Linked DNA regions of Mus musculus: region 2 is linked to region 1. The links are chromatin loops, found by intact Hi-C in ENCODE. Cell type or tissue: left cerebral cortex. All regions are shown on one strand.

What was found. A loop is a pair of places that touch in the nucleus more often than their neighbours do. Peaks named below come from ENCODE experiments on the same cell type or tissue, not always from the same donor. Only the 100,000 strongest peaks of a DNase experiment are listed, where the experiment ranks them.
Region 2: a loop joins it to region 1, with 4 times the contacts of the local background. A loop is called at or near these places in 3 of 42 quality-filtered maps.

Annotation. Positions count from the first base shown.
Region 1 is chr10:52,413,233-52,421,232 of GRCm38, forward strand. It overlaps Nus1 (NUS1 dehydrodolichyl diphosphate synthase subunit), which reads left to right and starts at 4,315. Exons shown (of 5, transcript NM_030250.2): 1 at 4,315-4,936. The coding sequence starts at 4,510. In left cerebral cortex, a CTCF peak has its summit at 4,170 (motif pointing right); DNase peaks (open chromatin) are centred at 4,223, 4,572, 5,217, 5,411 and 1 more place; H3K4me3 peaks cover 2,880 bases; H3K27ac peaks cover 1,676 bases.
Region 2 is chr10:53,343,289-53,351,288 of GRCm38, forward strand. It overlaps Cep85l (centrosomal protein 85-like), which reads right to left. Exons shown (of 13, transcript NM_001204983.2): 3 at 5,184-5,971. Pln (phospholamban) reads left to right here. Exons shown (of 2, transcript NM_023129.5): 2 at 469-2,711. The coding sequence starts at 576. The coding sequence ends at 734. Among named protein-coding and RNA genes, the nearest start is that of Pln, 9.6 kb to the left of the region's middle. In left cerebral cortex, CTCF peaks have their summits at 3,395 (motif pointing right) and 5,139 (motif pointing right); DNase peaks (open chromatin) are centred at 3,409, 5,180, 5,693, 5,803 and 1 more place; H3K27ac peaks cover 216 bases.

The sequences.
Region 1 (8,000 bases):
AATAAGGGGCTAGGTGGGCTTAATCAGGTTTGTTGAGTCAGAGCCTGGCTTTGTATTCATTATTGTTTAAACTGTTTTAAAATTATTTTCAACATTTTATTCATCATCATCATCATCATCGTGCATGGGTGGCTTGCCTGCATGCGTGTCTATGTACCACACTTACACAGTACCCACAGAGGTCAGAATATGATCTCAGATCCCCTGGGGATGGAGTTAGAGAAGGTTGTGAGCTGCTATGTGGGTGGTGGGAATAGAACCTGGGTCCTCTGGAAGAGCAGCCAGTGCGCTTAACTAACAAACCATCCATCTTTCATCTCTCTAGTCCTTTTGTTCACTCTTCTTAATTATCTATAAACTGATATTTTTTTATCAAAGCAAAATGGTTTCATCTGGCATACACATATTATTTGTTCAATGTGATAATTAAGTTAAATAATGCATTTTTTAAATAATGCATTTTATAAGTGAAAAGTAAAGAAAAATTAAATCTGTGATATTTGGAACTTCAAATCTATCTGAGGCTGCATAACTCTACATTAGTGTTTGTTTCTGGTCAAATTTAGAATATATTAGGTTAAATCAAGACTTTTATTTCTGAAATCCAAATTCCCTTAAAAGGTGACATTGCTGCCTTTGGGGGTGGGGGTGGGGGTGGGCAATAACAAAATAAGAGGATGCAGCATGAGGCATCACTGTGACTTTTCTTTTTCTTTTTTTCTTTTCTTTCTCTTTTTCTTTTCTTTTTCTTTCTTTTTTTCTTTTTTAGGCCCAGGGACAATGACATTTTACATATTCCACAATTGTTTCTTGCAAATATGAGTTGTTTTTATTTTATTTTATTTTATTAGATATTTTCCTTATTTACATTTCAAATGCTATCCTGAAAGTTCCCTATACCTTCCCCCTGCCCTGCTCCTCTACTCACCCACTCCCACTTCTTGGCCCTGGAGTTCCCCTGTACTGGAGCATATAAAGTTTGCAAGACCAAGGAGCCTCTCTTCCCAATGATGGCCGACTAGGCTATCTTCTGCTACATATGCAGCTAGAGACACAAGCTCTGGGGGTACTGGTTAGTTCATATTGTTGTTCCACCTATGGGGTTGCAGACCCCTTTAGCTCCTTGGGAACTTTCTCTAGCTCCTCCATTGGGGGCCCTGTGTTCCGTTCTATATATGACTGTGAGCATCCACTTCTGCACTGGCATAGCCTCACAAGAGACAGCTATATCAGGGTCTCTTCAGCAAAATCTTGCTAACATATGCAATAGTGTCTGGGTTTGGTGGCTGATTATGGGATGGATCCATGGGTGGGGTAGTCTCTGGATAGTCCATCCTTTTGTCTTAGCTCCAAACTTTGTGTCTGTAACTCCTTTCATGGGTAATTTGTTCCCTATTCTTCGGAGGAATGGTAGTTCAGAATAGCAGCTGAGCGTGAGAGACATTCTCCGAGGGCAGAGACGGGCCAGAGTTTGGGAAACACTGCCAGATGAAGATTCACAGTGTTTTGCCGTGCTGTGCCACTGTATCTTGGATGCGCTTTTACTATTGCCCCAATCTAATGAGGCAAAACTGTACCCACACATCTAATTAGACAAGGTGCACTTATTATAGGTAGGCAGAAGGAGACAACAGAAGTCTAGGACTCCAAAAAATCTGTCCAGAGAGAATGGAATTTTCTCTTTTCTTTTCTTTTCTTTTCTTTTCTTTTCTTTTCTTTTCTTTTCTTTTCCTTTCTTTTCTTTTCTTTTCTTTCTTTTTAAAAAATATCTTATTTTAATTAATTTTTTCTTTTCTTTTTAAAAAAAACATGTATTTATTTATTATATATAAGCATACTGTAGCTGTTTTCAGACACACCAGAAGAGGACATCTGATCTCATTATAGATGGTTGTGAGCTACCATGTGATTGTGGGGTTTGAACTCAGGACCTTTAGAAGAACAGTCAGTGCTCTTAACCACTGAGCCATCTCTCCAGCTCTCGAATCTCTTTTTCAAATATCTCATTTCCACTGTAGATGAGGCACCACAGAAAGTGGCCTGTGCAGAACTTTATAATCTGGACTGCTTGCTAGGTGCTGAAGAACATCATTTCTACCGGAGTATTAGAATAAAGACCCAGTTGTTGAGGCTAGTACTTCAGTGTCCTAAGATGTTACATTCTAAACACATTTACAGTTATTTCTGAGAACTCTAGGGAAGCAGGAGAACTATGTCAGTCCAAAGTGACACAGAGAACTGTCCTGCATAAGACAATTCTGTCCCTAGTCTACTGAGAGCCACAAAAGCAGCATAGTGGTCCTCCACTGCTCTATCCCATTAGGAAGCTGAACATCCTTAGTATAAGAGAATCGCCTACCTGCTTCAGCTATTTTAGAAGGAAATCGGCTGCCTAGAGGTAAAGGATCCATGAGACTAATGGCTTTAATCTTGCCAGAGTAGGGAGCATGAGAGCAAAGAGCTAAGCACATCAAAGAAACATGATAGGGTGGCAGCTGGGATGGTCAGGTTTGGTGCCTCTGGGACAGTCAGCTAGGTCTCAGTGAGTGTCTAGCAGCTTCCCTAGGACATCATCTGGGCTGTAGAACATTAAGCTGCAGCCAGTGCAGAAGACTGCATTTTGCTGTTGTTCATGGTCTTCCCCCTCTTCCACTACTTTATCTACTCTCAGAAGAGCTATGGCTATCAGACCAAGAGGGAGAGAAGTGTGTAGGGCGTGCCTCAGCCTTAGCTGACACTTGTAAATGTCTCTTTTATTTCCTCAGAGGAAGGGATGAGATGAGAGCTGTACCCAGGTTATATGGATACATGGCTTGGAATGAACCCAGAGTGTTTCCTTCTCTGTTCTAAATATCCCTAGATCTATGCCTGGAACCTTCTAGCCTCCATACAATCTAATCTTCTGAGCTGACTGATTCAATCTGGCTTCTTACTGAATTGCTCTGACTGGCTTCATACTAACTTTGGCAATATGTTCTAATATGTTCTGACTCTCATTCTCTGACTCATTCTGTCTTCACTTGTATCTAGTTTGTTCCCTCTGTAACCTATCTCAGTAAAACTGTTTTTGTAAAACTGCCATACACATATACTACCCACCTCCCCACTCCACCTCTCTCTCTCTCTCTCTCTCTCTCTCTCTCTCTCTCTCTCTCCTCCCTCCCATAACTAGCATCTGTTTCCTGTCTGTTTTTCTGTGAGTTGGACGTATCCTATCTCTCACTCAATTTTTTTCCTGATTCATAACTTTGCCCTTCAATTAAACATCAATTTCAAACATGGATGCTTCCTTCAACAAACTAGCCTTATCTTCATTGTCAGGGATTACAGGTATGTGCTAAGGGAGTGTGTGTATTCCAGCCAGATCATACTGTAATCCAGTGTGGATCATGGCCAGATCATATCTTTGGCTACGGTTATTGAGAGGAGCCATGTTGCCCAATTAAAATTCCTCCACAGGCATTTCCTGCCAAAGGCAACAAAACTTGCAGATGGACATGAGACTCACGTTTTAAACTAAAGCAAAGCAATTCTTACAGAAATGAGACCAATTAAAACAGGTGACAATGGCCAAAACATTAAGGCCTGTAGACATTTCCTAATGGGAAAAGGGGCTATACAGTAAAAAATATGTCTGTATTACACAGATCCAACTGTATCTGGGCACTGATTCTCTTCTCAGAGTGGCCACATTGAATCAGTTTCGCTTTTCTGTATTTACCTTCTATTGTGTCATTGGTCTATGAAGGACAGGTGGCAGAGCTTGATTTGTTAGGGACCCTAACAGTGTCAGACCCTAACAGTCTGTTTCCAGGTCCTATGCTGTAGGACTTCATTCCCATTCTGGGACGTTCTATTCTCGTCGGAAGATTGGACAAAGAACTGTGATGAGACCTCTCCAAGAACACTTGAGCCTTTGGGGACAAGAACACTTCTGTTTGGGGACCGTGGTCGATTTCCAGCATCTACACTTGCTGATGCGGTGGTGGATTCTCTCTGTGTAACTTCCAGTTCATTTAGATTGCTTTTAACTCCTTGGGAATCGTTTCTGTCATGGCCGTGAGGGGGAGATAGGCAACAAATCTCAAGCTGCAGATCCTCCCCTCAGTCTGAGGAACAGCCCAATCATTCCATAGGAGAAAGGCTAGAGGCGTTGGCGCGTCGCCCTCCTCATCCCCAGGGGGCGCCAGCGGCCCGGAGCCAGCCTCATTCTCAAGCGCACGCTCTCTTTAGCAGTGCGGTGGCGGCTCCAGCCACGACTCCCGGTCGCGTCGGAGTTCCCCGGCAGCCAATCAGAACTCTCCATGTACTAACGGGGGCGGGGCTGCGGAGGGCGGAGGAAGATGGCGGCGGGGGCTAGGTGAGGTGTTGGCAGTGGCGAGGGGCTCGGGCGCGGGGGGTGGGGGGACGCGGAGCGATGGCCCGCGCCGGCCGCTGGGGCGGATAAGACCCTGTCGCGCCGCGGGTGTGGGCCGGAGGGAGGTGACGGTGCCCGAGCGCCACAGGAGTATGACGGGGCTGTACGAGCTGGTGTGGCGGGTGCTGCACGCGCTGCTCTGCCTGCACCTCACGCTCACCTCCTGGCTCCGCGTTCGCTTCGGCACCTGGAACTGGATCTGGCGGCGCTGCTGTCGCGCCGCCTCCGCCGCGGTCCTAGCGCCGCTCGGCTTCACGCTCCGCAAGCCCCGGGCCGTCGGCAGGAACCGGCGTCATCACCGGCACCCGCACGGGGGACCGGGACCGGGACCGGGACCGGCCGCCACCCATCCTCGGCTGCGCTGGCGCGCGGACGTCCGGTCCCTGCAGAAGCTGCCGGTGCACATGGGCCTGTTGGTCACGGAGGAAGTGCAGGAGCCCAGCTTCTCAGACATCGCCAGCCTCGTGGTGTGGTGTATGGCCGTGGGGATCTCCTACATTAGCGTCTACGACCACCAAGGTGAGGCCGGGTGGGAGGTGGGGTGACCGAGGCACTTCCGAGTCTGAGGACTACGTTTCTAGCTAGTTTGTTCCCGGTCGTCCTGCGAGGCCGCCGCCCTCTCCAGGCCCTGCGAGTTTCGGTAGCCCTTGGCCCTTACACTGTGCTGGTGCTTTCGAGGAAGGGAGATCAGTCTTATTGAACGTTGACGTTGACAAAGTCTTTAGATTTGGTTAGTGTTTGTAACATGTAAAAGATATTTAATGTAGTCCGTTAAGGGAGGTGGTTTTCTCTGGCTTTGTTTCACGAAAGAGGGAGCTGACGTTCAGAACATTAACTGATTTGCCCAAGGTCATAAAAGTAACGGGGAGTTAACCAGTCTGTGCGCTCTTCAAAGTGTCTCTTCAAGGGGGTTCAATGAACTCATCTTAAGGGCGACCAAGCAGTGGCGGCTTTATACGTGAGCTGCATTGTAGGATTTCCAAATGAGCTCTCTTGGAGTTAGGTGGCATTTGAATGGGGTTTCTGAAAAGTGTGTGAGAGTTTTGATAGGCCTGGAAAAAGGCCTGAAATCACGTGTTGCCATTTCACCTTAGAGGCCAGTACAGTACTAGATACACTTGTGTTCCTTCAAGTAATCAAGGCAGTGGATTTCACCACGGGTTTGTTAAGGACAGAACTCAACACTTACTGCATGACAAGCCTAAAGCGTTAGTTATAATGGCAAATATATTTCTTGGAATTTTGCCTTCGTCTCAGGCTGGAGGGGAGAAAGGGACACACTCACAGAGGTGATGGATGACATTTGGGGAGTGTTTCTACTAGAAAGGAGATTCTGAAAGGAGGAACTTGAGAGTTGGGGTAGAGGAGATGAAATGTTAGTAGGGGATTGAAGACCAGGAGCGAGATAAAGAGGAGGCTCTAAATGTCAGCCTTGCATTTCCGTCAAGTCTAAGTGCCTTGGTGTTTCCTTAAAGCTAGAGATGGGCTGAGTAGGGTGAGTCAGGAGGATTGGTATGCAGGAAAGAAAAATGACGGCTTTCTTCTCCGGTAAACTGCCTGCATGCTCCGGAGAAGCAATTTTGAGTTTTGCCTTTAAATCTTTGTCAGCTATGTATTTGAGTTTGGGGTTTGGTTGGGGTAATAGTAACCTCTGACTACTTTATTCTCTTTTACAGCTAGCAAGGAGGATGACTCCCCAGGAGTCTGTCATCTGAAGTGATAATTTGCCCTATAGGGTAAAGTGCAATATATTCAGAGACTGACAATACAGAGTTTCCCGAAGGACTCATGAAACCAGTAGAAGTCTAGGAGGCGACATGGCCCTTGCCTGACCCAGTGCAGTCAGTAGTGTGGGATATAATAAGACAATAAAAAAGGAAATCAAAGGCATTAAGTAACGTGGATTGACGTACATCCAGTAGGAAGGAAAGCTAGAGCTGAGTTGTTTGACAAGACTGCTTCCAAGCAGGAGTTCACAATACATCCACACTTCCTTGTTCCTGCAGTTCCTGTTACTCAATTTCTGGTGTGATTCAAGTCCTGTGTCATATGCTCTTTGAGGGAAAATTATTAGCAAGGAAAAGAAGCCAACTTAAGCCAAGTTTTGACCTAGAACTAAATGGGGATTTAAGGGGCATTTTTTTTTTTTAACTGAATAGACTTCAAGGATTCTGTGTGCTTCTGTAGAAGCACTTTGTTTTAAAGGCCATAATTTCATAGTTTGAATAAGAGATCTTTACATATCCTGGCTTTTGACTGGTTCTTTCTTTCAGCAAGCCCAAGTTGGGTGTATATGAAATAGCATAGCTTTCTAAGCATGAGAAAGCATGCAGGAGTCAATGAGAACAGAACATAACGAATACATCTAATATAAGTGTGCTGGACAATTTATAGTTTTAGACACACAATGGGGAAAAGATAGGGGAGGGGAGAGGAGGTGATAGCCGGAAGGGAAAGCTCAGGTTTGAAAGTACAGAGAGACCTTGGAATAGGTAAAGGTGTTTAAACGTTCTTCTGTTTCCTCTAGTATGCCTCTATTTAAGATTGTTTTGCTATAGATATTTAGAAAAGTTTTTGTGTATTGACATGTACATAAACGAGAAAACTTTCAAGGAGGGATAGCTACTATATATCAATGCAGACCCATATGTAAGTCGTGACAAATGAGTACGAAAGACCAGGGAGAGAAACGGGGAAATCCCCTTGAAGTGCTGTTGTCCCCCGGTGGCTCTAGGAAGAAGGGAAAGTGACCTTTGCATTGGAACTCCCAAAGGTACATAGGATTAGGAGCTCAAACACTCCCTTGTCCCTCCCTATATGTGAATTGGAAATGCCACCTCTTTGGTGGCTTTCCCATTAGATTTTCCTTAACGTGTTGAATTGGTCATTGGGAACAGTGAGTATAACAGGTAGGCTTCTGTAGCAGAATGTTGGAAAACAATGTAAGATGAATGCCCAGGCAGCTGTTTTGCTCATATGTTGTAGAAATCTATCCCAAAGTTCAGTGTTTTAAAATAATTACGTGTTGACTCAGTACAATTGGGCAATTTTCCTTGCAGTCACTTACATACATAGATTGCAGTCAGTCAATTGGCAGAGACATAAAGGTTGCCATGTGTCATCCATTTTATGCCTGATTCATAGTGGCTGGAGTGGAAGAGATGGTCACCTGTCTTCATAAGGCTACTATAGGCTTTTTTATATAATAGAGACTTCAAAATGATCCACTTGCCTTCAGATCAAAAGTTCTGAGAATCAGACCAAATCTGCAAGGCCTTAGGACCTAGTTTAAGCAAGCAGTCACACTGTCTGTCTGGAATGAAGGCAGTAGATTTTACTTCTCAGGGGGAAAATGGCTTATGCCTCAAGGTAGAGCTGAAGGGTGTTGATAGCAGCCACTGTGGAGACAAGCCTATGATTTAATTTCCCCCTAGCCTACATCTCATCAACCTCACATCTGTATTTAAATACCATTCATTCTGATTATGATGGGCTATAGGTTGCTTTTAATTCTTAGACTAAAATACCCATTGACATTTACTTTCATTTGTCTCTTCCTGTGAACCAATGACCAAGTTTGTTT
Region 2 (8,000 bases), 930 kb after region 1:
GAATGATTCTACAAATCTATAAATCATAAAAGAGAATGGCAAGTGGCTAGAATCTGCTTTTTATTTCATATTTTTCACTTAACTATTTTATTTTGGACTAAAACTAGGATCCAAGATATGTTACTATATGCATTTCTTTTTACAAGATTATTTCTGAAACATTAATAGTAAATGTTAAAATCAATTGTGTTTACAGAGAAACAGAGCTTTAAAAAAAGTAACCAAGAAAATAGCCCCAAAGAAGCACCTCATAAATCAAGTACTAGCCGCCAAAGCCGTGGCTCTCCCCGCTCACCCAGGACAGTGAGACGCTCACACATGAGAGACAGAAGAGAGGCCTTGGGGACTGGAGAAGGGGATGGGATTTAAAATACAGCTGAGGAACGAGCTGCTGCAAAGCTGTGCATATCTACCCAGAGAACGGGTTTAGGTATGAACCTAATCTGTTGACTATTTTTTACATCCCAGGTCTCCTAAAAGAAGACAGCTCACATTTGGCTGCCTGTTGTCAACTTTTTATCTTTCTCTTGACCACTTAGAAAAACTTGTCTCCCTACTTTTGCCTTCCTGGCATAATGGAAAAAGTGCAATACCTCACTCGCTCGGCTATCAGGAGAGCCTCCACTATTGAAATGCCTCAGCAAGCACGTCAGAATCTCCAGAACCTATTTATCAATTTCTGCCTCATCTTGATATGTCTGCTGCTGATCTGCATCATTGTGATGCTTCTGTGAAGAGCTGCCGCCACTCCAGACCTGCAACATGCCAACTCAGCTTAAAGCCGAGCACTCCGTCATGGGGGAAGCAACGCACCGCTGCCTTCCGGCTGAGAACAGCTTTGTGAGGGTCACGATTAAGAGTGAAACTAATTGTTAGCCAGTGTATTCATCTGCTGGATCTTGTAAACAAACTTTACAGTGGCTAAGTGTGCATAATGTAGCTGCCAATTTCCTCAACATGGCTCATAAATTTCTTTCCTAAATATTTCTGACAATGAAGTATGAGTTTTAATTTTGAAACACCACTACCAAAAAAGTTCACTTTCTATATCCAACTCTAGCAAGGTCACTTTATAGCTCCAGTCTGGGGAATAAATGGAATATATACTGCATTGCCACTACCTTTTTTATAGGAACTAAGTGTTCTTCAGTTCTCCACAAAGTAGAAAATAGTCATTTAAATGAAGTGTTCTTATTGAAAATAGCTCACTGGGTCCTCACATAGATGACACAATGATGACGATGATGATGATGACGACGATGATGATGATGACGACGATTCAAATCTCTTGGTCACTACTGTCAGAACAAATACCTTGAAAAAATGTTGTGCCCTTTTTCTACACACTAGTATTTTTAAGCTTATGAGAGTTAAAGGGGGAAATGTAAGAACATATTCTCATATAAAATTATTCACTAATTTTGCTCAAGGGCTGTGTACATGTACATGTACATTAACCACAAATCTGCTCTCTCTAGGGTTTGATCAACAAGCAGGAACATCTTGCTGTGTTGGCTGTGATAATCACTAAAGATCCAGAGTCTCACCTGAAGCTTGTCGCTCTCATGTATCTCCTTGGTTTAATAGCGTTTCTCAAATAATGAAGATAACAGTAATAACCAAGCTGTAGTAAGACACAGCTCTTTCTTTTCCTGATCTCCCAGAGAGGAAGTGGTTGTCCCCTAACTTTAGAAGTAGAACTAGAGAGCTAGTGTATAATTCTTACTGACCATGGTTTCAATTTCCCTTTCTAAGTTTCTACTATCTCTCAATAACTACTAAAATAGAAGCAAAAAATAGATTGGAAAATATATTCACCAAAATTTAGTGACTTAAACTGGATCAAGTACAAAACAGTTTATGCCTAACTTTGCAAACCCACAATTTTTAAGTCCAGTTCAAAACATGCTACTAACATAGCAATTATTAAGGAAGAGAATTGTAATTAGATATATTTTCCATAACCATTACTACAAAGACATAAAACATCAGTATTCACTTTGGTCTTTAGCAGAGCAGCTGAAGGCTGCTGATTTAAACTGTTTGAACCCCTGGTAGAAAGGAAGCTGTTCGGGTTCAGAAATTATCTAAAGAGTAGCCCCTAAAGGAGTCCAATGGTAACAGGGGGTCTCTTCATAAAGGCTGGAGGGGCCCATCACAGAAACTATAAAACATGGATGACATCATCTCTAACTCAGTGGTATTTAACGTTCCCTTTCTGACGCTGTGGCCCTTTTATATAGTTCCTCATGTTGTGGTGATACCCAACAATAAAATCATTTTTGTTGCTATTTCATAACTGTAATTTCGCCTCCTTACCTCCACTATGAATTGTAAATATTTTGGAAACAGGTTTGCATGAGGGGTTGCAACCCACAGGTTGAGAACCACTGGTAAGAGGTCTGTAAAAAATACATAAGTTGTGTAGTTGGCCATGCTGAGAGAAACGTGACGCTGAAGCTGAAAAGCACCAGGCATTTGTTATATTGCTCACTACCACATCAACTTCAAGGTATAAACTGTCAGCTCATAAGGCTCTTCTCATTAAACATTTAATGCTGCCTTTTACATTTTTAGTAGTTTATTTGTAGTTTATCTGTAACTGTTTATCTGTAAAATGAAATTGGAATGACCTATATTCAAATGGAGTTTTGATTTTGGTGAAATTACTATACAATTATATTCTATTGACTATAAAATGTTGTCTTGTTACAAAGAGTTTTGTGTTATAAAGGGCAGAGTGGGGGAACTTTTACCAAACAAAGTAAAAATCAAGATTTCCAGAGAAAAACACAAAAGAGGATAGGCCTACACATAATAATATTTTTTAGCCTCCAATTATTTTGAGTCTTCTGGCAAAGTAGGAGTGCAATCAGTAACATAAGAAGGCTTGGTTACACACTAATACCAGATTTTTAATGTCTTGAAAGGACATGATAAATTATATAGACATGGAAATAGAGATAGACAAATCAATCCGTAAAGCATGTATCCACTAGCAGATGCTTTAAGCTACCCACTATGTCACAAACTGTGACTGCATGTGTCATAGTCACCTCCTCAGTATACAGATTGTCTCAGCTAAAGAGTTAAAGATAAAACAGCATGAAAAATAATGAAACTAAGAAAATTTTCTTTTTAAAAAAACATAAGAAAATCCGAGTTACAAGCCAGACTTTTTCATTCACAATTCATTTCGAAGAAGTCTTTTATGTTATTTAATCAAAATCTTCATTTAAATAACAGAAAGTCTCTGCTAACATGAGTTAGCAATCCCTTAACTGATCAAACCACTTTATGATTTATATACATACAAAATTTCATCTCCATTTTTAACAACTACAGTCCAGGGAACATGAGACAATGCAAAGTTAGCAATAGAGTTCCCTACTTAACCACCAGGGGGCAGACCCACTGTGGGCTTACGAGAAGCTAATGGTTATTTTATGTGTTGAGGAGGTCTACATTCTCACACCCCTCCTTGAAAACAAGGAGTACAGAAGAGCACATTTCAATGAAACAGTCCCTCCTGAACAAGGCCGAGACTATCACAACCCTACAGAGACAATTTGGGGTACTATGGGTGAGGTATCAAAACGCAAAGAAAAGAGCCAAGACTGTGGTGAACTATAACGTGAACCAAACAAAGGCAAATCGTTTTTCTTCAACCACAAAGGAAAAATGGTTCAGAATATTACACAGGATGGTGCACAGTGGTTCTCAACCTCCCTGATGCTGTGACCCTGTAATAGTCTCTTGTGTTGTGGTGACCCCCAACCATATAATTTTGCTCCTTTTATGAATCATAATGTGTCTGTTTTCCAATAGTCTTAGGTGACTCCATCAGCCGTTCCACCGCTCAGAGTGGTTGGGCCCCTCGGGCTGAGAATCACTGCTCTAAGTCATAGGGGAGCTTCCCATTAGCTGTCTTCTCCCTCCCTCTACTGTGTTCTACAAAGATTCACACCTGAGTGGTTGCTCCTTAGTGCATATCTTACAAAGAAATTTCCCTATTAGCATGTTATTCCACAGACCTTATAGGGATTAATACACCATGTTTCTCTGTATGTGGTTATTATCATAAAGTAGTTCCTTTAAACTAATTCAATAAATCTTGGTGTTCCATTCATTTCTTGAAAACTGCAGCTGATTTATATGCTCATATACAAAGAAAGCATTATCAAAATAGTACAAGGAACTGGGTTCCACCTTCTCATTTTATAGAAGGCCCAAAGAAATTAAGTGCCAGGTCAAAAGACACCTGAGTTCTCACCAGACTAAATTCCCAAAGAGTCTACTAAAAGTCATAGAAATGAGTACAGTCCCATGTTTACTAACATTCATAGCAACTAGAAATAAAACCAGCCTAGAGATCCATCCACCTGTAAGCATGTAAGAAAATGTGGTACATATACACGATGCAACTTTATTTGGCCATAAAGGAAAATTAAATTGTGACTTCTGCAGAAAACCAAATGGGACTTGAAATCACTACATTAATCAAAGCATGCCAGACCCGGGAAGGCAAATGCGTCATGTTTTCTCTCATATTGTTAATCTAGATTTGAAATCTTGTTCATGTGAATTCTTGTTCTACTTGTGAAACTAGAAAGAGCTAAGCTAGAGAAGAATAAAGAGGGAGGCAGAGTATAGAGAGGGTGTGTAAGGAGGGGGACAGAGCAAAGGGCTCTTGTGGGAAAGGGAGGGGCAGTAGGGTGGAACCAGGCTGAGGGCAAGCAGAGGACCAAGAAGACGACTGTATGAAAATCCTATAATGAAATAAACACTTTGAATGCAGATTAAAAAATAAATGAAAAACTAACTTATGAAGAAAAAGAAAAAAAATATCCAAGCTCTAAATGTGACATGATCAGAACAAAGTCCACGGCCTGTTTGTTCCAATCAGTTTCCTTCCTATGATACCGTGACAGCTTCTGTCTGTTTTCCGTTTCTTTCAACTGAATGTGTTTAATTTCTATGCCTACTTAACAAGAGAGAAAGTAAAGGCCAAGTTAAGTACAATGTTTAAGGCTATCAAATTAATTAATCTCAAAAGATTTGTAAGTTTTTCTAAACACAGTGTGTCAATTTTATAGCACTTAACGGTTTTTTTAACTTGTGTACTTGCTGCAATACATAAAACATCCACTGGAGGGAAGCAAACACTAGGTTTTCAGCCTTACCTGCATTGGCGTCTCACTTCCTTGCTGAAACTCTTCAGTTTGTGGCTGTTGCCAAGGAGCTAAACTGTAAGAATCGTCTGTGGTTCTGCCTTCCAATGGGTTTGTCCGTAACTGCTCTGTCAGCCACATCTGAGTCCTCACAGAAGGTTGAATGGGAACTCCACCTACTGCCTGCTGGCCCAGCATTAAATACTTTGGAGACTCAAAAGTCTCTGAGCCTGTCACAATGGGCTTGCTCTCAGGTAAGGCACTGTATGTCATGTCTAAAGTCTGTCTCCTGAGAGCAGAGGAAGAGACTCTGACATCTTCTTTGTTGCAGCTCTCAAATTTATATTTGCAGTCCAGAGTTGATGACCGCTTTTTATTTATTTCCTTGTCTTCCAGCTTAAGCAGCTCCATACTGTCATGTAAGCAACTTGGCCCAAAGGTCCGTAAGTGGGACATAAAAGGCTTGCCCTTCCCTGTCATCTCCAAGCTATTCCTCAGCTCTTGCGGGTATGCAATGCCACTGTGGTTGCGGGTATCTGGGGCAGTAAGTTTGGACAAAGATGACCATTTCCTCAGGGGCCTGAAGTCCTTCATGTCTAGGGAGGAGTCCCGCTCCCCTCTGCTGTGGTCTCCCAATGTCTGCATGAGGCTAGTACTCCATTTAGAGCCATCTGGTGTTAGAGATTCCCTATGTTTGGAAACGGAAGCACTGGAGTTAGATGGCATCACATGGGCAGTGGGAAGAGTGACCAATGATCGACTAGGCTTGAAAGATAACGTGCCACTTGAAGTTGAATGATCTGCAATGAGAAAGGATTGCCAAGTCAGTTTCAATCAGCAGGTTTAAAATAAGATAAAATGCAAAATGCTAAAGTAAACATCCGAGTGTGGCTTCTCAGTGTATTTCTGATGTGATTCCTCAAAATGAGGAAATTGCTAGTACTATTATGCCTTGAAAGTTATCAGAAACAAGGCAGCATAGTTTCAAACATTATCCCTGCCCCTGTTTCTCTCTCTGTTCCCTATCTGTTCCCACCAGAGTCATCTTCTACTGCCCTGCCTATGTCTATTCTTGATGGGCAAGTGAGGTCCATTAGGGTTGCTGCTGTAAGGTTCTGGGAGAGGGATATTTACAGAGCACACACACTCCTCAACACTGCTACCACACTGAAGAAAATGCCTTTCCCTCCCCTAACTGGACAGTGATCTGAGCTCAGGGAACAGTGGTGTCTAATAAGCCCAAATCCCCTAGCTACCTTTAGCTGCCTAGAGGGCTGGGCAGGGATGTTCACTGCCCTTCTTCCTTTTCCTAGTCCCACCCATGACAGAATCCTGCAGGTACAATCTTGCGCAGATCTTGTGCTAGGAACCACAACAGCTATGAGATCAAGAGGGCAATGGTGATGTCAGATTCTGAAGACTGTTCTGACCCATTCCATTCCTTCTCTGGCTCTTACATCCTTTCCACCCATCTTCTACAATATTCCCTGAGCCTTGAAGTGGGTGATAGAGAATTTCTGTTATAGCCGAGCATTTAGTAGTCCCTTATTCTCAGCACTCTGACCAGTTCTAAGTCTCTGCAGTTATTGCTACCTACTGTAAAAACAGGGGCTTCTCTGACCAAAGCTGACAGTAGCACTTAACCTATGGATACAAACACAGTTTTTTGGAAAACAAATTGATGGACACATCATGTCTACTGAGCAGAAAAATAGCAGCAACTTCCCCTCTAGGGCCCATGACCTCCCCAGCCAAAGAATTTTGACCAAGATGGTAGTAATAGGTGTGGATTCCTTCCAGTGGGCAGGGCTACAAACTGACCAGAGAGCACATGCTCCCTTATTACTGACATGCCACTACTGCACCAGGAGGCACATTTTGCCTTGCCTGTCAGTCCTGTAACACTTGGGTCTGCAGCCTGCCTAACACTAGAGCTGAAGAGTGGGAAGGAGGCTTCCATCCCAGTTCCAGCTTGATTTCTTGGCATCCTGAGACCAATATATATGAAGTCTCTAGCAACACAGCTCCATCAGTGCTGAGGAGTTACCAATAGTAAATGACTGTATCCTACCAGGGGCCTAAGTGGCCTCCTAGACCACCTGAGTCCAACCCTGATACTGAGATTTTTGTAGACTATCCAATGGCTTCCAGAGTCATCGTTATCTGTTCTCATTATCTTTTATGCTTTTTCATGTCTGAAACCTAGTGGATGACCCTGCTCCCCATCCCCTCAGCCAAGGAAAACCTGGCTTTCACATTACTTTCCACGAGGTCTTAATTTCTCTTCAGGGAGCCATATTTCTACAAAGCGTTTTTATGACTCTCAAAAGACTGAAATATCTGCAGAACACTGTTAGAGACGTGTGAATACCACACCAGGTGACGGTCTACTTTCCATGATATTGAAGACACTGAAACCTAATCACCAGGCTTAGCTGCCCCTTGGGGACTAGCAATGTCTGCATTCGGTAGCTTGGTATTTCTCAATTGCATAAAAGATCAACAATTGGTGATAAAAGTCACTTCATCAGATTAAATTTTAATGTCTCTTCTCTGTTTGAGAAAGTGCCTCGTGTAACCCAGGAAGCACTAAACTAGCTATGTCATCAAGAATGACCCTGAACTTCTCATCTCCTGCTCCCCTCTCAGCATAGCAGGTGTACAGCACTCTATGTTTCATAACATGCTTAGGGAAAGCCAGGGCTGCTTCCTTGCCACTACCCTTGAATTCACTAAAGGCGGAATGCAATCAACAGATTGTGTCTGTAGAATAGGATCTCGAAGACAGGAGCTACTCCTAGAAGTTCCTTACTAGGAAGTCTCAAGCCT